6 separate regions of the Homo sapiens genome follow, and all the other regions are linked to region 1. Evidence: chromatin loops called from intact Hi-C (ENCODE). Cell type or tissue: Calu3. All regions are shown on one strand. Region 1 has its middle 140 kb from the start of CAV2-DT. Region 2 overlaps CAV2-DT (CAV2 divergent transcript). Region 3 overlaps CAV2-DT (CAV2 divergent transcript). Region 4 has its middle 62 kb from the start of TES. Region 5 overlaps COMETT (cytosolic oncogenic antisense to MET transcript). Region 6 holds the start of CAV1 (caveolin 1).

Region 1 (4,000 bases):
CTCCACTGTCCATTGTCCTATTCTGGAATAGACAGTAGCTCTGACTATAAGTTAAAATGGGCTACATTAAACCCTGCCAGGCCTTGCATTTCTCTCATTTGGTCCTTCACTGACAAATTCACATAGTGCAAAGGTCATGGGCAAGCTATAACTCTTCTCTGGAGCTCCAAGCTGGCTGCCCCTGGGGATTTATGTTCCACTCTCCTAACTGGGCTTACCAAGCCATAAATTCCTGATTAAAGCACAGACCGCTTGAGAGACAGGGAGGTTGGAAGAGTATCGATGCTCAGGTCTCCAGTCACCCACATATTTGTATGAGAGCCTTGGACTCCTGGACCCAAAGCCAGTGTAATTACTTTATAACTTAAAAATCATGGTTTTCAATTTTAAAAATTCATGTAAAAATGGAAGTCACTGTGCTGGAAATGAGTCTTTCCTTTCTGAGTTCTGTAATGCTATGTTATCTTTATATGTTTACAATAGAAGGAAATGGTCCTACTGGCTGCCAGTGAGTGAGGTAGCAGAGTAGAGCTGCATTCTAAAATCAGAACTAATATTCAGCACCAGCTTCTATGGTCTTGTGTTTTGATGTGCTGGCTATTGGGCCTACAGAAATGCACCTTCTGTTTATGCTTCCAAGTGTTCCTTTTATCTCTAGATAAAAGTGTACAGGGGAAGTTGCCAAAATTAGTCTACCTTTTGGACCCAGGCCATAGTTAAACTTAGATATAAAACAGATCAAAGAGTTCCATTCTGATCCAAATAGCTGCAGCCCAGCAGCATGGCTGGTGGCAGTATGAAGTGGCTGAACACCTTCTGATTTGGAACATCTGAGCAATACTTTCTGGGCTGCAAGGCACAAAAAGAGGCAGCATGCATGTCTGCTTTTGAAATGACTGTCCGCCTTCCAGGATTTGACAGAGGAGCACTTGTTTAGACTTTGGTGTCTAATCCAGTGGGAAGCTCCCAGGTATTCCTAAAGGCTGCCGCAGGGGGTCTCTATGAAGGGGGGTACTCTCCTCTCCTCAATACACACAGGGTTAATTTTGTTCACAGTCCTTCCATGCTTCCTTTAGGTGAAGCCAAACTGTCGAGGTTTCTTCTTTACCAGGTGGCAGCAATTCCCCACCCGACTCTTTTTCATTTTGCATTTACGTTCTGATTTTTAGAGTCTTAGACTGATGTCCCCGGGGAGAGTAGGAGCAGACAGAAGATTCTTGGGCTCTGTGAATCAATAGGGTCACCAAATTATTTACTATCCAAACCAGAACACTTCTGTCAGTGAAAGAGGCACTGTTGGTAATTAAATCTGGACAACTAGAGTCAACTGAGACTCTCCTGGCAAACTGCGGTGTATGGCCACCCTCTGCATAGAGAATCGGGTGATTTCTGGCTCTAGAGATGCAAGTCAAGTGCTTCTTTTCCTGTGCGTGATTGGGCATTTTTAGTCGCTCCTCTAAATTATTATAGATGATCATTTTCTGCTCTTGATAGCAAATATAACAATAAGAAAAAATTGGATAATAAATTTTCATATGACTCAAAACACAGCCCCGTTGTTAAATAATATTGCTTCAGAATAGATTTTCTTGCAAAGAAAATGTTCTGTACAAATTCTTTAAAGAAGTCTTTCAAGTGGATTTTTTTTAAATGATGCCACCGCCCACTACTTACAAAGAAAGTCTTGAAGGGGAGCAGCAACCCCTCAGGCCATTTCTATCAAAGAGATGTACAATCAGTACCAGCAACACAAAAATGCTCCTGTAATTGCACCCAAACTATTTTTTGTACCTAACAAATTTTTGTCTTCAAACTGCAGTTGTATGGCTGTGTTTCCGTTCTGTTTGTTTTACCACTTCCCTTTGAAATATTTTGCATCATCCTGGAGATTTTCCCAAGTTGTGGTCTGCTCGCTGGAGGGCTGCGCTCCTCTGATTTGCAGCATGAAGTTGTGTTGCCATGGCAGGGGTTGTTTACCATAGGGGAACACTTAACAGGATGGGCACCTCCCACAGCCATTCCAAACTCCTTTCCTCCTCTTCTCTACTCGCTTAGATATTCTGAGACAGCAGCCCAGATATGGCTTTCTCTAATCGTAAACTACATTCCCGGAGCGTGAACTTGACTTTGCTATGCTTTCGAGATAGGGAAATGTTTGGCTCTGTTTATTCCTCTCAAACTGGGCAGTGTCCTCTTGACTGTTATGACTAATCCACTTGTCATGGCTGGAATCTCCTAACAATTCTTTCCCTCAGGTAAATCACATCGCTCAGACTTGTGAAGCAAAAATGCCACTGAGACCAAAGGGTGACCTTGTGGTGGTCGCAGCCTGTTCACCTGACAGAGGTCTCTGTTGCCCAGGAGGACTTTTTATTTTTCCAATAAAAGGAAAGCTTAGTCAGAACCTGACAAGTCTTGCTCCCTCACATTCCTGCAGAGGAACCAGCCTGGGGAGAGATAAGAGCCGTGGGTTGACACCCTGATTATGCTTACCTTCTTATTTGTTAAATGTGGAAATTGACTTCATCCAATTAATAAGAGCAGGAAACAGTTTTTGTTTTGTCTTTGTAGGAAAACATGAAGTAACAGTTTTATCTCAATTTGTCAGGCATTGCCCAAGAGACTACAGCCATGTGGGCCAGTGGCCAAAAAATTGCTCTAAGGCCCAAGTATTAACACCCAGATATAAAAAGAATGCTAATTGGTTTTCCAGCTGAAAAATAATAAGGGATTTGCTGCCAAAAATGCTGTATGGCCTGAAAACCCCAAGTTTATACAATAGGGCCTGATTACAATCTGGGGGCTCCATTTGTGCTCCTATGAAGAGCTAAACAAAGGGAGGTGTTTCGCTCCTCTGTCTTTGTAGAAAGCTCCGCTCCAGATCTCAGCCTGGTGGAACACCAGGCTTCCCACAGTCTTCCTGCCAAATCCCCAAGTTTTTTCCTGGCTGCCATTCAGGAAAGTACAGCTTCGTCTGTAGGATGGAAAGTTAAAAAGGCCTTGCTTGGATACGCTGAAATATATACAAACACTGCCTGACGTATGGAGTAGGCTGCTGCCGCTGGCATCTTAGTAGAAAGAATGTGAAATTTTTAAAAGTCATTTTGGGTACGTGATTGAGATGTTAGCTGGAAGAAGAAACTTTTTTTGTTTGTTTGTTTTAGAAAAATGAAAATTCAGCATTCCCCTTAATCTTAACAGTTATCTTACCTTAGTTGTCTCATTGGTAAAATGTCAACTAACCTCCAAGATCCCATTTAGTTTGGGCTGTCTGTAACTTGAGGGCCGGGTATAGCGTATGCAGAAAATACAGGCTGTCTACTGAATATCTTTGAAAAGGTCCCTGGAAGTGAGTTGGGATGAAAGTCAAAGTCTGGAGCACTGGCATGGTACAGTCCTAGGCTGGTGTGCTGATGTGTATTGGCTGGGTGCCAGCCTGCCTGTGACTTCACACTACAATTCCAGGTCTGTATCACTTATGGGAATGGGCCTGAATTAAAATGATTGCATAATACTTACAACTCTGTTCTCTTTATTTCCAGCTGATGGTAAATATTATGGCAAATTTCACAGCATTTAATTAATCTTACCCATAATGTTTTTAAGTTGTAGTTAATACTAAAATACACTACCTTTTCACCAATCATGGTCATAGACTATTATCCTAGTCACGTATGTAATTATGCAACTAAGTTAAAGAGTTTTTTTTAAAAAAAGAATTACTTTGAAAAATGAAGTAAAATGTATTCTCAACAGCCAACTTCTGCCAAAATATGCGAAGAATAAAACAGGCCATAAGAATCCATTGATGTGTACAAAATTATTTTTTTGACAGAAACAGGCAAGCAACTATGTTTGTTGCTATCAATGCTTTTCTCTTGTTTATTACTTTTTGTTTGTTATTATTAATGTGTTTTCCCTTAAAGTAGTGAGGCAACATGGAACGTATGTAAGAGTTTATGGGCAGGGAGCAGTGGCTCACACCTGTAATTCCAGCACT
Region 2 (4,000 bases), 67 kb before region 1:
CCCTGTGGGGAAAACTAGAACTGAGCAGCCTGAAATGGTAGGGGGCAAAGAAGGAGGCTAGTGGAGACCACTATAAAATTATACTTTGGCACATTTCCTTTGTTTGGAGAAATAACACTACACTGCTGGTGTAAACCAGAGAAATAAACATGGAGGGAAGCTGTGATGCAAAAAATAATAAAGGGACTTAGCTAACACTCTGTGCAAATACATAAACAATCTGAGAAAAAGACATTGGAAATACCATTCTCTGTGCCACCAGAGTACTACTTTCAACTGAAGTGCACTTTTTTGGGGGCGGTGGGGAGTAGTTTGTATTTTGATAATAGATGCAGTTGGTGGAGAGAAAAGGGGATGCATAAGGTGCTTAACTCCTGTCTAGTCCCTGGTTCTACTAACTGCCCATCCAATGACAGACCGAGTAGGATCTGATAGAAAAGGGAGCAGCCAGTTTCACGGGCCGGTGTGTAGTCAATGCCTGAATTCTTTCTGCATTTATGTTGTTTCTTTCCATTTCCTGTGCTCAGCTACCTTTGATTGCTTGATATGCTACCCACACACTCTTGAGTTAAACTTCTTGTATTAATACACAAGTGTTTTCTTCATGAAGCTGTGTCTCATGAAAACTTTAAAAGGTGAGGCTGGATTCCTTGCATTTCTTTTGTCTACACCCTGATTTCTTTGGCACAGCAACAGCTCTTAGGTTTTGGACATTAAAACATATGCTAATAATCATTGATTGAACTAATCTAGCACATATACCAAAAGGTAGCTGATTTCTCTGTGATGGAATGCTAATGAATAAATATGGGAAATGTCTACCACCTTCAATCCTCTTATTAAATATGTTTTGATGGTTATACTTACGGTCATAGTCATTGTTATCGATTGACAGTTACTCTCATTGTCATAGGGAAAGCTCAACTGATAGTTTTCTTTGTTTGATTTTTCAATTCTTCCTCTTCACTCTACCCCCATTTCAAATTTACATTGTTTAATAATTAAGTTGATTTAGTTTGAGATTTTATTTTGGAAAATTTCATGACACCTCTCTAGATCCTTTGCTCTTTAGGTGTCATTTTGGGTAACATTATTTATTCCCTGCTGATGGTACATTTCTTATCTGCCTATGTCACTGTTGAATGTGAACAGTTCAGTTTAGCTTTCTTGTTTGAACATGGTGATTATATTCTTTTCATGGGTACCTATAAATGTGCCAGGCACTGGGGGAGTTATGTTAGCTTTTGAAATCTTTTTTCTTTGCAAATGTCTTTTTTATTTGCCCATATTCTTTCTGTGAGTTTGTATGTTCTCCACAGCTGCATCTGCTGTGGAGAACATTTGTTTTTAACATGGTTATTTGTTGCCAGGGATAATAGGCATCCTAGTTGCACTCTGCCCAAATCTCTGGGAATGATCAATCAGGCAATCCTACTGATAGGCTGCAGAAATGGTTTGTGGAAAGAAACACAAATGAATTGGGCAATTAGAATCAGCTGGGGAGTGTATTTAAAAAATAGTTTTATTTGGCCTCATATGGCTTGTGGCTTGAGGCATATTAGCAGTTTTTGCTGAAAGCACACTGGAAGACCAAACAAGAACCAGAATTTTTACCAGATATATTTGTAATTGCATATATAATTTAATTTGTTCAGTTAATTTGTATGTAAACTAATTATGAATGTTAACTGTAGTAAAATATACTATCCCCATTCCCCATCATTTGGTAGACTAGAATGTAAACTTATTAGTAACATATAACAATAATCCTATATTACGCTACAGGGCAGCAATGTTTACAAGAGAAAGATCTGTTTTACACGTCACCCTAAGGTCCCCTGCAGGTATATGCAGGACCTGCAAAATATAATTCTACTCCTTTAAGAGAGATCCAAAAACGTAGGAGGAGAGCAGGGGGAGTAATCCAGGCATTGATGCTACTCAGAGAATGACTATTACATGAGTAGATACATGTTTAATGTGATTAACACCTTCATTTGCACGTATATTATACTAACAGAGTCTCTTTCTCTTTAATCTATTTTACTGAAGATCAGGAGTGGGATTAGGGTCAGGCAGATGAAAAAGACAACCAAGTCTTGCCACATAATCAAGATACACAAAATATCTTCATTCAAGATGGTGAGGAATTACTCTCAAGTTTACAAAAAGTATTAGTTAAGTCACCATTTTAACTCTGACATTTATTTAAGTACTCTACTTATTTGTGAATAGATTTTACATAAATGATGCATCCCATTTTTTCATGGCATGGCCAATTCTTTTTTTTTTTTTTTGAGACCGAGTCTCACTCTGTTGCCCAGGCTGGAGTGCAGTGTTGCGATCTCGGCTCACTGCACCTCTGGCTCCCGGGTTCAAGCAATTCTCCTGCCTCAGCCTCCTGAGTAGCTGGGATTACAGGTGTGCACCACCATGCCTGGATAATTTTTTGTATTTTTAGTAGAGACAGGGTTTCACTATGTTGGCCATGCTGGTCTTGAACTCCTGACCTCAGGTGATCAGCCCGTCTAGGCCTCCCAAAGTGCTGGGATTACAAGAATGAGCACTGCACCTCCCCTGGCCAATTCTTTTAAGAGTGTTTTGTTATTGTTGATTTAAAATTCAATAATATTAATTTGTTTCCTAAAATGAGACATTGGAATTGTTTGCTCTGAACACAAACACATTACTTATTTCAAGTTAGTAGAACAAACATTTACAAACATTTTAAAGAAGGAATTCATGTTTTCCAAGCCTCTACCACATGAAAAAAAAACAGCCATCTCATTATTGTAAATATTGACAGTGATTAAGTTGTTGGGTATATAGTAGGTAGTTCCTAAATCTGATGGCTACATGGATGAATGAATAAAAAAGTAGAAAAGCTAAGGAGAGGACTAAATTTAAAAAGGATTTTCTTGCAGAGAAAGCATACTTCTACGGTGGATGTTAGCTATGTTGTTTGTACAAATGCCCTGAAAATGTTTTTCAGCTCAGGTGCTGTAGAAATAATGTTTTTCTTTCCATGACTGTACCCCATCACATTTTTTAACTAAAATGATCTGAAGGTCAATTGATCAATGTGTTAATTATGAGTAAAACAATGTGCTAACTACAACTAACCTGCCTCCCCCAGGCAATACCTGTCTACTTTTTTGATACTGTGGGAGATCTGTCTTTGGAAGTGGTCATTTCTACCTTCTTTTAAACCTGCAACTTTTGCCCTGCCACTCTCATCCAGATCTGGCTCAGAGAATATAGAGAATATATCTGCTAGTGTCCCACTGTCCCATGTTTAGCAGGTCCACACTTCTGGTCTCATTTCTACTCCCTCTTTGTGTTCTTAGCCCATCACCCAATACTTGGTTCCTGATACAGCCCTGCAAAGGCCACACTTCTGCCTCTTATCACACGAACCACCAGATCTGGGTATGGTATCTGTAGCTGCTTGTCATAGGGGTGAGCCCTTGAGATGGAGGTGATGGTAAAAACAGCCCTGAATTGGAAATCAGGAAACTGGTTTGCCACTCACAAATTGTGAACCCTTGGATGGGTTATTCAGCTTCTGTGGCTTCTCTATTGTCTTCCGCAAAAATGAGATTTAATTACAGATAGGTCTTAAACTATTCTGGGTCTAATAGTCTCTGTTACATAAAATAAGCCATTTCAAGATAAAGAGATATAATTGGAAACTTTTGACACATGGGCCGTGGAACATTTACTTGTGTTCCTTTTGCATAAATATTATGAAAATTGTTCTTTGAAAAAACAATCTATTGTTAAATAGTACTGCATCCTTGCTTTTAGAAACATTTTTAAAAGACCAATTTGGAATTTCTAACCTTCTCTGGTATATTCCATGGTTTTTGATTAAGGGGTTTTAAGAACTTTGTATAATTAGCAAATCATTTCAAATGAATGAAAACTCACCTCATTATAAATTAGAAGCAATGAACGTTCTAACTTATTTTGTTTCAGACTAAAGGCTGAAGTCTGAGCA
Region 3 (4,000 bases), 87 kb before region 1:
AAGCAAGGAAGGGGTATCTGCACTAGAAAGATTTATTCAAGGGGGAAAAAAGAAAGACTTGAGGAGAAAGCAAAAGAATGGAGAGAGGTGAGGAGCTATACAAATTTTGTTTGGAGACTGAATTTAGTGGGAATTGAGAGGAAAAGGGGGAGAGTCTGATATTTAAGACAGATGCAGGGTGCGGGAGATATGGAAAGGAATGGGATAAATGGAATTTTAAGAAGTGTTGCTGTAGGCAACGATTGGACAACCTTTAATATCTTTCAAAAATGCAAACAAATATTGAAATTTCTTTGTGTAACTGCATCATGTTTTGTTTTGTTTTTGTTTTTTGACTTTGTATTCTTCATCTCCAACTCGGAATCAGCCACGTCTCCAAAAATTCATGTGTACTCTTAGTGAATAATGGTACTTTGAAACTGAGATCTGGGTTCTAGATGTGCTATGCTACTGGAATGTCCTTGCTCTTTGCCCCTTCAGCATATACCTACGCTGAGTATTCTAGTGTGCCATAATAAAAGGATGATGCAAGGTACTTAAACTTGTCTTTTGGCTTTGGCATAATGTAGAGTGAGGAAAAGAGAAGTTGTTTTAAATATATGACTTATGACTTATGTATGCTGTTTATTTGTATCTTTCTATAGCTGTGCTGTCCAAAATGGCAGCCACAGCCACATATGGCTATCTAAATTTAAAATAAAAGTTCAGTCCCTCAGTTATACTAACCATATTCCAAGTACTCAGTTATGACATGTGGCAAGAGGCTACTGTACTGGGTAGAGAGTAATAGAATATTTCCATCATCAGAGAAAGCTCTATTGGATAGCACAGTTCGACAGAATGCTGCCTCGTAAGGCAGACAAGTATATTTATTGGGAATTGTGTTTGTTCAGCTGGTCTTCGGAAATCCACAGGTATAGAATTATCACCAACCAGAGCCTTAATTCAACAGACACTGATGTGTATCTTCTTTTGTCACATTGGCTATTTTTCCCATTCATATGACATACTATATAGATCACTGCTTTGTTCCTGTGAAATATCCCTGTGGTTTTAAAGACCCTAATAGTTTGAATGACTTCCACTTATTGCAGACTTCACTATGTTCCAGGCGCTGTGCTAAGCACTTTATTTGCACTATCTCACTTAATCTTTATAACAACTTTATGTTTTAGATTCAATTAGTATTTTATTTAATCTTTACCTCATTTATAACAACTTATAACAACTTTATGTCATATGTACTATTAATATCTCAATTTTACACGTGGGAAAAGCAACATGGAGAAGCTAGGTCACTGGTTCACAGTCCCACAATAGGTGAGGAGTGAAGCCAGAATTAATTGTGGAAGAGTAAAGGTAGTGGAAGAATATGTATTTTTGATACTCCCTATGGGAAGCTTTCCAAATACTAAAACTTGGAAAAGGCATTGTTTTACTTTCATGAACAGAAATGCACCACAAAAAATTACACAGGCATTAGTCACACCTTTTTAGATTTCAGTTATGCATCATGCCTTAGTCACACAAATTCCTGATCTGGGAGTGTTTGTGGAAAAATGTTTATGCCCCCTCCCTCCTTCACCTCTCTCAGATACCAAACTTCCTTTCAAATTCCCAGCTTCTCAATAACAGAGTATCTTCCTAATTCTGGCTCAGCATCACTTTCCACACCTAGGACCCCAACACACATTCTTTACTCTTTTAACAATATAATAAAAAACTATTTAAAGATAATTTACATGTTAATGTCTCATACTAAATATGCATATCCATGTTTTAAAATTGTTTATTCTAAATAGAAGAATTTCTTGGGCAAATGTATATATTCTTTCCTTTAGAAGGTTTCACATTTTTTATTGGCATGTATTGATTTTACTTTTTGCATTGACTGTTCCTCTACCATTACACTTTCTTGTACTCCTTAACATTATATAAAAAGTATTTCAATGGTTTCTGAGCTCTTACATTTAACAGTGGAGTAGAGGTTTTCTTTCCTAAAGAAGTGACCCATCCGGGCCGGGTGCGATGGCTCACGCCTGTAATCCCAGCACTCTGGAAGGCCGAGGCGGGCGGATCGCGAGGTCAGGAGATAGAGACCATCCTGGCTAACACGGTGAAAGCCAGTCTCTGCTAAAAAATAGCTGGGCATGATGGCGGCCGCCTGTAGTCCCAGCTACTCCGGAGGCTGAGGCAGGGGAATGGCGTGAACCCTGGAGGCGGAGCTTGCAGTGAGCCGAGATCGCGCCACTGCACTCCGGCCTGGGCGACAGAGCGAGACTCCGTCTCAAAAAAAAAAAAAAAAAGAAAAAAAGAAGTGACCCATCCGTGAGGAAGCATAGTGGTCAGAGTCCTGAAGCTCAGCGCACAGAATCACTTTCTTGCTGTTTTCTACCCTTCAAATATTGCACTTTCTCCCTATCATAAAATCTGCCTTGGTGGCATCACCAGCTCAGGCTTCATCAGACCTGTTTGGAAACAGGTTAGACTGAACTGACTGCCTAAAGCTCCTTCAGATCTATATTTGTAATAAAGATTAACGTCTGAAAAACATATTTTGCCCAGCAAAGGCAAGCATCACAATATTATTGTGACATGTTTTTTCTTAGATGTTGAAGAAAAAAAGTTTTAAAAGATCCAGAAAGATATTTATAAAAAGAATTTAATAAAATTTCAGAGAATACTAAAAAAATTAGGCATAGTTAGAAATAAAAGTAAAAGAACAAAGATTTTACTGTGGCCTTTGGCCTCAACTAAAAAAAGTGAACTTGCCCTCTTCAAAATGCTCTTCACTTATTATATAGTCGTCATATAAAAGAAAAAAGACTGCAGGGAGATTCCATAGGTTCAAATCACTGAACTCTATATTTAGAGACAAAAACAGGAGAACTCTCATAATTCCAACACGAACCAGAAGTACAATAGTTTTAGAATCACCCAAATTTCCTTTGATATTCAGCTACACGGAGATCTGAAAGAATTTTCCGATCTTACTTATTTTGGAGCTGCAGCTGGATAATTAAACACATGTGGCAGAAACAGGAAGGCCTCATTTCCTCAACATTTTCCCACTCTGCTCTTTAAAGGGAGTATGAAAATATTTTTGTAAAAGGATGGGATTCCCTGGGTTTCCTAATAGTTGAAATGAGTTAGTCTACACTAAAGTGTTACGCTTCTCCCCTCTGGGTAGAGTACCTGTTTCTGTTAATTCAGTTTTCTTTTTTTAATTTAAAGAAATTCTTGGTAATTACTTATTGAGTAAGCATATTAATATGTAAAATGTAGTAGATTATTGTGAGATCACAGTAGGTCCATTATTAGCTATTGAAAGACTCAGAGGAAAAATTAAACAAAAATTAATCACTAATTACCTTCTATTTAGAAGTGGATTTCTACTTCAAAGTAGCATCACCTAACTTAGGAGAATTTATGACTTGTTTTTCATTTTACTTCTTTGCATTTTCAATTTTGCTAATGATGAATTTTTGATATTTGTGTGATAAAAAAGGAGGAAGAACAAGAAAATAAAGCATTTGCCTAATCCATTTTGCTCATGAGTCAAGGAGGGCAGGAGCTAACCCAAGGGCTTCAGTCTGGCCTTCAATACATCATTCTCTCTCATAGATAGGGTTTTTGCCATTTTCATCACCATCTAGATCAGTGTTGTCCAACAGAACTTTCTGTGATGATAGAGACATTCAGTATTTGTGCTGCCCAATACTCTAGCCACTAGCCACATGTGGCTATTGGCTATTGCACATTCTATAATGTAGCTAATTTGACAGAGGAACTGAATTTTAAATTTATTAATTTTTAATTAATTAAGATTTGTATGTCATGTATGGCTAGTGGCTTCCATATTGGGCAATGCAGACCTGGATTTATCCAAAACAAAAATCAGTCTCGAGCATCTAAAAAGTGTACCACAATTTGTGATTACACAAAACTGCATTTATTTACATATTTATTTAGACACTATAAGATACTAAGATTCTTACAG
Region 4 (4,000 bases), 83 kb after region 1:
TTTGCTAGTCCCCATAAATAATCCAATAAATAAGTGGTCTATGGAGTTAATATTTTATAAAACACCTTTGGGAAAATGTCACTGAGTATAGTCATACTCTTCAGCTAGCCTTACAGTGATACTCATACCCCACTTCCCTTCTTCACCAACCCAAAGTCCATTAGTCTTCCTGCCAATAACCCTCTTATCATCGGTCAGAACTGTTACTTCTCCCTGATGCTCATGTCTTCTTACTGCATAATGCCTTCTGTCTACAAGACTGTGGTGAAACTATGTTTGGAATGCCCTTTGCTATCCCAATTCCCACCCTTCTCCTCCTGGGTCACTTATTATCTTATTAAGACCCAGTTCAAAGGTTGCCCTCCTCCCCCAAGTCTTCTCTGCTCTCTTCTTCTCCCTTTTTGTGTCCCTCTATTGAGGGCTTATCACATTGCATATGATGGTCCTAGTCTGTTAGAGCTGCTGTAATAAAATACCATAAACTGAGTGGCTTATAGGCAACAGAAATTTATTTCTCCTAGTTCTAGAATCTGGAAAGTCCAAGATCAAGGCTCTGGCAGATTCACTACCTGGTGAGGGCCCACTTCCTCATAGTCATCTTCTCACTCTAGCCTCACAGGGTGGAAGGGGCAAAGGATTTCTCTCAGACTTCCTTTATGAGGGCGCTAATGCTATCCATGAGGGTTCCCCCATCCTCCACCATGACCTAATCACTTCCCAAAGGCCCACCTTTTAATAACCATCACCTTAGGGGTGAGGATTTTGGCATACGAATTTTGAGGGGACACAAACATTCAGTTTGTGTTTGACAGTTACTTGTTTGCATGTCTGCCTCTGTCCTCACTTGGTGAGCTTCTTATATGCCTTGTAAATATCACGGTATTTGGTAAGCTCTGAGTGTTGACTATTGAATAACTGAGTAAACACAGACTTGACATTTTCTACATACTGATTTAATCTGGTGGATTTGTTAACATCGGCTATACCTGGTGACCATATCAGATTGTTGGTACTGAAGGAATTTTTGTATCAAGCCCAAATTACAAGTAACCAAATAGAAATTTTTATTTTTCAATCCCCTTTTCTCATGCAACTCACCTGTATTTAGAAATGTGTGTTACAAATTATAAGAAGGAAATAACTTGATTATTTTATTTGAATATTAGTCAAAAGCAGCAGGTAACAGACATATTTCCATTTCATTTACTTTATAAGATTCATTAATTAAGAAGATATGATTATTTTATTGCTTAGTAAACAGAGCAAACTTTCTGGCATATATGTATTTTATATTTCTGAAGCATAACTAATTCTCTAATTTGGAAGAATATGTGAGTTTGATACATCTAGCTTATAGTATAATTCTAAATTTCTAGCCACAAATTTTCCAGTTTTTCCGTTCATTCAGTATGTCGTCACTAATCTTTTTTTCATTTCAGATATTTGGGTATCTAATGATATTTAAAAAGAAAAAAATATAATATTTGGTTAGTACAGTGTGTCTAGTTTTTTTGAAATTATATTTAGACCTTGATAGTCTTAATTTATTTTTCTAGATAAATGCATGTTACTGCATTTAATAGTAAGAAAACCCATTTTCCTGAACTTACTGTAAACAGGTGAATATATGGTGATAAACAGTGTTCTTGCATCATCTATGACTTTTGTAAACACACTTTGTCTTGTAATATTCTTTACCTTCTTTCAGTTAAAGATGTGATCTGTCAGATGCTTACATTTGTTAAACAACATTGACAAAAGCCTTAGCCTGTGACACTTGTGCATTGTCAACTTCATTTTCCCACTTTCCTTCGCCATGGGACTAGCTACTTCATTGCCATAACAGGAAAGCAGGATCATCTAAAAAAGCCAAGCTGTGGACTCTTTCCTCATCAGAGACCTCAGAGCCTGAATGAGTGCAATTTAGTTTCTGTCCCTTTGGAGACAGTTGTAGGGGAGTAAGCTTTCCGTAGCAGGAGAGACATGGTGATTTTTTCCCTATTGCACTCCAATTTTTCAAGAATGTGTTTGAAATCAGATGTCGAACTAAACTCTAAGTTTAGTTTTATTTCAAATACATTCCATACAGATTGTAGCACAGGATAGGGTATATTACTCAGCCTCCCTCCACACTGTGACTCATAAGGAAACCCCTTTTACCAGCTGCCAACAAATGAAGAGCTTGGGTTACCAGAGTTTGAGCAAGCACAGATGCAGAATGATCTGGAGCTGGGCAGGGACAGAGTGTGCATTCCAGGTTGGCAAAAGTGCACAGTTTACAATTGCAAGGCAAGGTTGGTGCTTGAGAACAGTCAAGGAGGCTGATAGATGCTTAGTAAATCAGGCTAAGAATGCATGATTTTCTCCCCCCGCATACTCCTAATGTGTTTTCAAAGCGGAGATATTAATTGTAAATTTTCCAAAGTGCTTTCTTTGTTGTTAATGGGTAAGCCATTTAAATATCTCTACAGCTGCATAGTTCTGATCCAACCCCCAAATCACAGCTAAACTTCTAATGCTGCAGTATGTGGTGGCTTGAATCAGCATTACCATACAAGGCAGCTTTGAATTCCTCGCAGTAACCTTTTATTACTGTTTTTAAGTTTCCCAAGCACTGCCAAATGTCTTGAACTTTGTGGAATGATTATAAACTTTATAAATATAAACCTTTGGTTCCCCTTTGAAATTCTGCTAAAGAAGGCCAAAATTATATTAACAGTGCATATATTTCAAAATCAAAGACCTGTAATACCATTTTGATTATTCACTCTTGGAAAAAAAATTGTTGGGATCATTGGACAATTGATAAAGGGGCATTGCAACAGCTGTGCTGACTTTCAGGAAAAAAAAATGATACAACCCAGAAACAATGTTTGGGCTGAAAAGCGGGCCTGCATGTCTGGTTGTTTGCAGATGCCTGGGATATTTAGAAAGCTGCCCCTTTAAAATCTCCAAAACATTTTGTTAGAAACACTTCGTAATGGAAGTATGTTGCCCTTGGCACCTCGGCAGAGCAATTCTTGCTTTCATTTCAAAATATGAGAAATTTCTTTAGAAACAGAAAGGGTTTTGTCTTTTGCAAGCTGACATGATGCATGGCCCAGAATCAATCCGATGTGGAGCAACTCCTTAAGGAGAGAAGAGCTTTCTCAAAGAACAGGCTACAGCTTTTGGAAGCTGCAAAGGCACATGGAAGAAATCTCTGTGAAAGGGCAAGCAAGCAAAAGAAAACTATTTCTATGTGGTGCTGACATCGTGACCTGACATAGTTCATATGAAAGGGAAGAAGATATACATTCAGTATTAAGTATGTCATGGTGAACACAAATTCACACTTTAGGCCTTGATTGTCAGGGTGTGAATTCCAGGTCTTTTACTTCTTAGCTTGGTGGCTTTCCAAATTACATAATCATAATAATTCTACTGCCCTCAGTTATTCTATCTGTAAAATGATAAAGTACCTACCTCGAAGGGTCGTTGTGAGGATTAACTGAGTTTGTATGTATAAAGTAGATATAACATTGACTAGAGCCACTTTTTGAAATAATGCTAAGAAAATTTTAAATAGAACAGAGTAAGAATAAACTTTATCTTTAAAAGTTTTCCAGTAAATTTACTCTCATATGATAATACTTGCCCTAACACACACACACACTCGCTTGCTCTCACACATGCACACTGCTCACACACGCTCACACACACTTGCACACACACTCGATCACACACACACAACTCACTCGCTCACACATGCATGCAAGAGATGATAAAGAGGTCATTCTAATGTTTTTTCCTCTCCTATTTGTAAAATCTATAAGTACTTTGGAAAAGGTTCTATAATTATCCTGCAAAGTTCTTCTGGATGGGAATAAGTCATAGAAATTCCATTTCATTTTATAAGTTAAGAATCAAGAACCCATCTCAGCCTTCGATGAGAATACTGAATCTTCCCTCTGAGGTGCCACCCTTTAAGGCAGGGGCTTCACCTGCCATGTTTGCCATC
Region 5 (4,000 bases), 230 kb before region 1:
GTGTATGGCTATTCTTTCACTATGTGAAATTCCTTCAAAACATGTTATAACAAAGAATTGAGACAAGATTTTGATGATTTTTAGTAACGCCATCTAATGGAGCTTTGGTTATCATAAAAATATTCTAGCTCTGTGCCGTCCACTCCTTAACCACTAGCCACATGTGGCTACTGAGCACTTGAAATGTAGCTAGTGAGACTGAAGAACTAAATTTTAATTTTGTCTAATGAAAGATTCATTTAAATGTAAGTAGCCACATGTGTCTAGAGGCTGCAGTCTTAGATAATATAGATTTATAGTGTATGGAAACATGAAAATTTCTTGATGAATTTGGGGGTGGTATTCACCAATATACTTAATTTACTTTCTTTACTGATTGGCTGTATATTAATCTTGTTATTTCACATTGACCATTTCCATTTTTGCCTGAATTCACCATACAAGTGCTTTGGGATTGATTCCATAATTGTGTTTTCTCTCAGGGTTTCAGCTATGTAGGTCTGGTTTAATTGAATTTAAATAAAGATGCTTTTTCTAGTTCACAAACAAAGATTGAAACATGCAAAACATTGAGAACATGCTGTCATGCTTAGTAAGATAAATTTCAAAGCCTAACCCCTGCAGTTATTTTTCTAAGCTAATTCTCTGTATTTGAGAGTTCAGGTTTAAACAAAAGCTAGGAGTGTCATGAGATATAAAAATATGTTATTTCCTATTTGTTATGGTGTCTAAAAAAGATAAAATACTTAGACAATTTCCTTAAATTTTATTTAACTTAACAAGTTAGCTTTCTTGTTAATGGGTACCAAAACATAGTTAGATAGGAAGAATAAGTTCTAGTGTTTAATAGCAGAGTAGGGTGACTATAGTTAACAATAATTTATTGTATATTTCAAAATAGCTAGAAGATTTGGAATATTCCCAACACAGAGAAATAATAAGTGTTTGAGTGATAGATATCCCAATTGCCCTGATTTTATCATTACACATTGTATGCATTTATCAAAGTTTCACATGTACCCCAGAAATATGTATGGTCATTATGTATCAATAAAAAATTTAGCTTTCTTAAAATACAGACTTTCTTTTTTTTTTCTTTGTTAAAAGGATAATGGTCTCATTCAAGGATTTTAATAGAAACCTCATCCCAGTTGACTAATTCCAAATTATTTATCATTCGCTATGTTTTCTTGTGTGCTCTTGCAGCTAAAATAAACTCCACTCATTTAACTCTTTCATTAGCATATACTCTGTCGTGATTTCTTCTGTTGCCTTCATTGAAGAGACTAATTCCTTCTGATAAACAACTTCTCTAACACACACACACACACACACCCCTCTAAGACTTAAGGCTTAAGGCGACTGGGAGCAATTTATTACATTGTTGTTGAAAGCATCTTTCTTAGTACGATGCATATGCATGGAAGGGAGGTCTGGCCTAAAATAAGTAAAATGACATGTGATTTATAAAGGTTGGGTGTAATATCTATAATTAATTTTATCTTTTTTACACCTAAGCCCACTCTGCCCCCAAACTTCTGCCTTATTATCAAATTACTGTGCAAAAAAAGAATATCACTCCCATATGTACGTCAAATATTCAGAACTAGTTACTTTGTACATTTTAAAATGTAAAATCCATATGGTTTTCTACCATCCAATTAAGGGATAACCCTTATGTATCCAGAAGAAAAACAGGTAGAAATGTCACCTAAGTAAGTGTTTAATAGTATTATACAAAAATAATTAATATGTTAAATAATGGCCACAACACACTATAAAACCCTGCACTGCCTTCTGAAATGAATATTAAATTTTATTTATGAGAAGTTCAGCATTGTGGATGTGATTGAGTTAAATTTCTTAAAAACTGCTGAAGTTCTGTAACTGTACATGATAGTATGCTCATAATTTTTTTCAGAATATATGATTAGACAGAATATCCTAAGGGAAGTCTCATATACCTACTTTAATTCCACCACCTGAAGGACAATATGAGTTGCCTCTTCTCCCTGGTCGTATTAAGGAACCACAATTTGAAAATGATTTTATCAGCATGAATGCTGTGATTCTGCATTCATTAGAGTGACAAACATTACTCTGCAGATGAAAATACAAATTCTTTAGTAACAAGAAATTCCAGACAGGAATATTGTTGTGCCTGCATATTATACTTATTTATTCCATTAATCTATCCAGATACTTATCTTTTTTCTAAAGAGTAATGTCATTAGTATTGTCTTCTACAGAGTCTTCAGTGATTAAATACACTTATTTCTATGCAGCTTAGTTTTATATCATAAATGTCCAGTAGATGGCAGTGCATGCACTAGAATTCACAGAATATCCTCTCAAACCCTAACCACAGCTATTTTTTAAATCTGCATTTTGGAAACATTGATAAGGTCTCACACAATAAGATTAAAAGTCAGCATTAAGCACTGGCTTCTTATTTTTAGCCTCAGACAACCAATGGAAATGAAACCTGTATCTACATGTTTTATTTCATTGTGTTTGAACAAGATTTTGGCACAATAAAAAAAAAGGGAAATCATTAACTTAAAACATCCTCAAACCCTGAAATGATAAATGCAATAAACCAATATTCTGTAAGTTTTCTTGAATTGTCAGAGGGGGGCAGACTGGAGGGTGTGATTTGCGGATAGGATGCTGCCCTTTAATATGAGTAGCAAAGTCCTGGATAATGCTTGTCCTAGAAACTGTCCTTGTGTGTTGAAGACATAACTTGTAGATGATGTAGGGAGGGTTATTGTTAAATACTGAAAAGTGGCTGTCATACAGGCTTCCAGTCTGATTTGTCAACGTGAAAAACTTGGAGGGCAGTGGGGAGGCTTCGGGAGGGAGGGAGGGAGGGAGAGAGAGAGAATTGATTTTGTTTTCCCCTAAAGGAGAGGAAGTGTCCAGGGAAGCTCTGCCTTTGTGGTTTTTCTTGTGTGCCTCAAAACACTTAGGCAAGATAAAGAACCTCTCTCACTCTACTGGGTAGTAGAGAGGAAGAATCATTGTTTCCAAGAGTCGATGCACTGAGAGCATCCACTAGGCGTTTTGTCAGGCCAGAAATAAGCAAGTGCTAGGCAGCAGGATGTGGTGAGGCCACTGGGTCAGGGGAAGGTTGGGGAGAGCCTGCTCATAATGAAATGACTGGGAATGTACCAGCTGAAGTCCCTGACTCTGTTTGAAACCAGGATGCATACAGCATGGTGTAAAAGAGCATGGAGTACAAACACAGGGAGAGTGAGAGGAGATTAAGCAAGTGTAAGCCAAATCTCCACACCCACACTCACTGGACCCTGAATGCTCTTCTCCTCCTCTAGTTTTCACAAGGCCATCATCTTCTTGGTCTTCAGGTCTCAGACTTACAGTAAATATTTCTCCAATAAGTGAATGAATGGATGATAATGCAGAGAAAATTAACATTCCAATCCCAAGAGTTTGAACGTACAAAAGAGGCAGGAACTACTGCCACGATAATGGTAGCAGGAGGAGAGAGCTCCTCTGTGGGGAGGGTGGCTCTGTGTCCCACTGTACAGAGGCACGGTAGTCAGGATGAGAACCTAAGAAGAGCTCAAGACAACCTTACTTCTGGGTGAAGACTCAAAAGAATTGAAATCAGGGCCTTGAAGAGATATCTGTACCCTCGTGTTCATAGCAGCATTATTCACAACAGCCAGAAGGGGAAAGCCACCCAAATGTCCGTGGATGAATGAATGAATAAACAACATGCAGTATATACATAGAATGGAATATTAGCCTCTAAAAGGACATATGTATTAGTCTGTTTTCACGCTGCTGATAAAGACATACCCAAGACTGGACTGGGCAATTTACAAAAGAAAGAGATTTGCTGCACCCATCAACCCATCATCTAAGTTTTAAACCCTGCATGCATTAGGTATTTGTCCTAATGCTCTCCCTTGCCCCCCACCCTCAACAGGCCCCGGTGTGCAATGTTCCCCTCCCTGTGTCCATGTTTTCTCAT
Region 6 (4,000 bases), 170 kb before region 1:
GCAGAATTTGCATTTGTAGTCTTGGTGTCTCTCTGTAGGGCATTCTCTGAAGTCCCCTCTAGGCCAGGCATCTGAGTGAGACTGCCAAATTCTTTTCTAGGTGGATTTTTTGGTTTGACTGTCTTGTTTTGCTCACAGTTCTATGAGCAAGTAGTCAGGGTTTGGTTTCTTTAGGCTAGCAGGAGCTTGCTCTAGCTTTTTCTTTTAATTTCTTTAATTTGAGGATCCCCACACTTGCTCTTTGAAATGCTGTTTTGTAAACTGCTATTTCCTCCAAGCCTGTTATGTTTTTTTTCCATCTGTGTTGAAGTCTCTTTTCCCAGTGGGGCCTTTCTTTCTCAACTTAGTCATGCTATGTGTGGAGACCCACATCCACACTGTTGGCCTCTCTGACTCATCCCGGGAGATTCGCTTGCTCCAGGGAATCTCACTCACAGTGCAGTGGAACAACAGGGAGGATCCAGTGAAGCCAGCCCTCTCTGAAATCTGCCTCTTTTCCTGGCAACTCTCCTTCTTGTTCAAAGCCACATGAGAAGGGTGGGGGTGGGGGAAAACACAAATATCCTCTCCCTTTAAGGTAATGTTTTTAGTAAATAGTTTTTTAGCAATTCTATTTTCTAGTTTATAAGGTACTTTTGTTGCTGTTGCTTTTAAATATTCCATAATCCAGCTAGTCAAAAAAAGCTGCAAATGCTCCAATTTTCCTTTTTCCTACTCCAGGAAGCCAAGGGAGTCAATTCTGACAGTTTTTTTTTCCCTTCCAGTTACAGATTAAACTGTTTCCCCTTTTGAAATATATTATTCATGAATGTAAACGGTTTGTGAACTATAGCTCCTCCCATCCATAGATAGCAGGCGTGGTGGGTGGAAATTGCTCATCCGCCTCATTGATTGCTGGGGGTTGTATAGGAGTAGATCTTCACACTGCAGTCCCTGAGCCAGGATTTTTCCTTAGCCCTCCATTTCTCAGAGAAAACCCTTTGCCAAGGATGGCTCTAGCCCATGATATCCCAATCCAGATGTGTTTAGGCAATAAATTCCTCCCACTAGATTGGCTAAAAGGGTCAAAATCTAATAACAATGATAATTTAAAACTGACCACTGAGTCAGATCTAAGTCTGGCCAATAACCCAGTCCAATTATTTTTAATCTCACCAAGCACATCCTGAAAGTATGAAAAGGAACTCCAACCTGAATGTGCCATTAGCTCAGGGCAGGCTGACCCAGGTAGCTACTAAAGAAGCAGCTTTCCACATCTAAGTGCAGGTGTCCATAGATAGAAGAAACCAAGAGGCATACATTGTTTTTGGTTTTGTAAATTTGCTTAGTTGTGCACAAGTGACTTGTTAGTCTAGTTAAAGTAACTTTCATATGTATATGAATAAGTACGTATTTTCTTTGTCTTTAGTCCTAGGCATTTCCATCCACTGTAGTATTTTTAAGAAAATCACTTCCCATCGTTTTAGTTGGGGGAACATGCCCATCTTGTATTCTGACTCATCCTCAGCACAAGACCTGACACAATTATCTGACTGTCTTAATGCCACGTGCAGTGGGGACCTGTCACTAGACTTTCAACCTGGGAATGGATAGGAACCATCTCACCGTCCCAAGGAGTATGGGCCGTCTGTTGCTGAGGTCAATAGGCTCATTTGCTAGGATAAAAGTGTAGTTATAGGAACTTCTACAAAACTCACTTTAGCTGAATTTCAGCTGAACTAACTATTGGGGGGAGATGGGGGAAGGGAGATGTAACGTTTCTGCCGACTGCGGGAGCTCCCACACATCAAACCCACAAAACTCTGTGTGTGTGTGTGTGTGCGCGTGTAGGGGGCGGGGTGGGGTGTGCGTACACGGCAATGCTAAAGAAGGATGCACGGGCTAACTGCCAGAGGAGAGCTGTCCCAGCCCTTCCCTGTTGGTCGCCTTGGCTTACCTTGACCACGTCATCGTTGAGGTGTTTAGGGTCGCGGTTGACCAGGTCGATCTCCTTGGTGTGCGCGTCGTACACTTGCTTCTCGCTCAGCTCGTCTGCCATGGCCTTGTTGTTGGGCTTGTAGATGTTGCCCTGTTCCCGGATGGGAACGGTGTAGAGATGTCCCTGCAGAGGGCGGAGGGCGGACGGCCAGGACGGGGAGGGCGGCAACGGCGGTGGGAGGAAAAATGCAAAAAGAAAAACAAGCGATGAGAAGTCAGCCTGGCGGCGGGGGAAACCTCGAGCTCGAAATCGAACTAACCGCTCCGACAGCTACGGCTCCGTGCACAGAAACCGCCTGCGCGTAGCCAGCTTTTTAAGAGGATCTCGCAGAGGACACCACACCCCTCTGTACTCTGCAGGGCGCGCCTGCCTCCCCCGCCCGCCGCCAGGGGTCAGGGCAGGCCCCGCCGCGCGGTCCGAAGGCCCCCGCCCGCGCACGCCCCGGCTCAGCACGCAGGACCCGCAGGACCCGCAGGACCTCGGCGGCGAGGGGGCAGCCGCAGGCTTCTCCCGGACTCCCTAAGCCGAGTCGCTCTCGCCCTGAGCGCTTCACCTGTTTCGCGTTCCCGTCCCCGGTCCCTATTACCCCTGCCCCGGTAATCCCTTCCAGCTTTATCTAAGATCCAACAGCAGCCGCCCGACCCGTGGAATGTTCCCTTTATCGCTGCTTCTTGGCCGCATCCCCCTCGCACCTGCCCGCGCCCCCCACCCTGCCTCGGCCCTCTCTTGTCCCTCCACGGCTCTCCCTGCTCAATCCGCCGTGATGATCACAATCCCGAAAGTCCCCATTTTTGGCGGAGCCAGGCACCAGACCCCCTAAATGTCCTAGAACTCAGTCTCACCTGCGCAGCTCCCCCGACCCACCCTCAGGGCACTCCCAGGCTGCGGGCGGGTGGCTGAAGGGCAGCTACGTGTTGGAAGACGAGGTTTCCACACCCGGGCAGAGCTCCAGCGCGTGGAGGGCGTTGGAAGTGATGGTGGCAGTTTGGGGAGGGGAGGTCTACCTCTCTCGGAACACCCCTGCCAGACGCCAAGATGCAGAAGGAGTTCTTGAGATGGTTCAAGAACTTTGGAAAGTGCAAACACACCGCGCGCCGCCTGCGGGACCTGCCGGTCTGGGCGCCTGGCGGAGAGTCCCGGGGACTGTCCCCAGGACTCGGGTAAATAACACCTCCACCCTGCACTCCACCTCTTCGAACCCCCAGCAGGCAGGGCCGGACCGCGGGGGTCCCGCGACAAGGGAGCATCCTAGACCCATCCAGAAAACGCGTCCTGGGCCCAACAGACCCAATCTCAGGACCCCAATCCCCTTTTCCGTGTCCTCCTAGCTCAGGGGCTCCCTAGGCCCCCTCTCCATTAGGAAAACATAAAACATTCCTGGCTTCTCTTCACCTCCCCGCCCAGGCCCATTCCTCAGCGGTGCCAACGCCAGAGGAGTGCTCCGAAGTGGAGAGAGGGCTGGGGCCAGGGCAGCAGTCGGGATATTTGGAGAGGCAGATAGCAGAAGCGGACACTCCCCGCACGCCCGAGCCGGCGCCCCCCCACGGATGCCTACCTCCGAGTCTACGTATTTGCCCCCAGACATGCTGGCCCGTGGCTGGATGAAAACTGTGAGGAGGTTTCCCTGGGCTGTGCTTTAAGGGAACTGAGGAAGGAAGATCTTGTATTGTATGGGGGGAAAAAAAGGCGCTGGAGGGGGGCGGTGGCTGGGAGGGAGCCTCCTGGCCGCCCGCCAAAGGTTTGTTCTGCTCGCGGTTGGCCCGGACGTGTGCTGCGCCGGGTCTAGGCACATCCCCAAGGTTCTGGCAGCAGAGGGCGGGGAGCGCCCGCAGCGAGCAGAGAGCGAGTGAGAACGTTTCTCCCGCGCTGGGGTGCTTGGGCAGATTATTTTAAACCTGAGGCAACATTTTCCCTGCTCTGAACCACCGAGAGGCGTCCCGGGGAGAGCGAATGTTTTCGCAGTGCATCATCTCAGCAGGGGTGGAGGGAGCCGACGCGCCTGCAGAGATGCCCAGTATGGGC

The links. Peaks named below come from ENCODE experiments on the same cell type or tissue, not always from the same donor. Only the 100,000 strongest peaks of a DNase experiment are listed, where the experiment ranks them.
Region 2: it touches region 1 in a loop (2.4-fold over the local background); 13 of 110 quality-filtered maps call a loop at or near these places.
Region 3: a loop joins it to region 1, with 3 times the contacts of the local background. A loop is called at or near these places in 26 of 110 quality-filtered maps.
Region 4: a loop joins it to region 1, with 3 times the contacts of the local background. A loop is called at or near these places in 40 of 110 quality-filtered maps.
Region 5: a loop joins it to region 1, with 4 times the contacts of the local background. A loop is called at or near these places in 33 of 110 quality-filtered maps.
Region 6: it touches region 1 in a loop (4-fold over the local background); 51 of 110 quality-filtered maps call a loop at or near these places.

The regions. Positions count from the first base shown.
Region 1 is chr7:116,353,261-116,357,260 of GRCh38, reverse strand. No RefSeq gene overlaps it. Among named protein-coding and RNA genes, the nearest start is that of CAV2-DT, 140 kb to the left of the region's middle. RefSeq lists an enhancer at 206-3,652. In Calu3, no CTCF peak of the experiment used is centred here; DNase peaks (open chromatin) are centred at 2,030 and 2,320.
Region 2 is chr7:116,420,291-116,424,290 of GRCh38, reverse strand. All of the region lies in intron 1 of CAV2-DT (CAV2 divergent transcript), which reads left to right. Among named protein-coding and RNA genes, the nearest start is that of CAV2-DT, 77 kb to the left of the region's middle. RefSeq lists silencers at 3,262-3,556, 2,743-3,708 and an enhancer at 3,262-3,556. In Calu3, no CTCF peak of the experiment used is centred here; no DNase peak of the experiment used is centred here.
Region 3 is chr7:116,440,758-116,444,757 of GRCh38, reverse strand. All of the region lies in intron 1 of CAV2-DT (CAV2 divergent transcript), which reads left to right. Among named protein-coding and RNA genes, the nearest start is that of CAV2-DT, 57 kb to the left of the region's middle. RefSeq lists an enhancer at 1,081-2,280. In Calu3, no CTCF peak of the experiment used is centred here; DNase peaks (open chromatin) are centred at 1,557 and 2,457.
Region 4 is chr7:116,270,357-116,274,356 of GRCh38, reverse strand. No RefSeq gene overlaps it. Among named protein-coding and RNA genes, the nearest start is that of TES, 62 kb to the right of the region's middle. In Calu3, no CTCF peak of the experiment used is centred here; a DNase peak (open chromatin) is centred at 2,206.
Region 5 is chr7:116,587,513-116,591,512 of GRCh38, reverse strand. The region is part of intron 2 of COMETT (cytosolic oncogenic antisense to MET transcript); the gene reads left to right. Among named protein-coding and RNA genes, the nearest start is that of CAV1, 64 kb to the right of the region's middle. RefSeq lists an enhancer at 3,077-3,176. In Calu3, a CTCF peak has its summit at 2,374; no DNase peak of the experiment used is centred here.
Region 6 is chr7:116,524,626-116,528,625 of GRCh38, reverse strand. CAV1 (caveolin 1) reads right to left here and starts at 3,590. Exons shown (of 3, transcript NM_001753.5): 1 at 3,534-3,590; 2 at 1,937-2,101. The coding sequence starts at 3,563. RefSeq lists silencers at 1,889-1,988, 2,219-2,608. In Calu3, a CTCF peak has its summit at 2,358 (motif pointing right); DNase peaks (open chromatin) are centred at 2,045, 2,365, 3,085, 3,845 and 1 weaker place.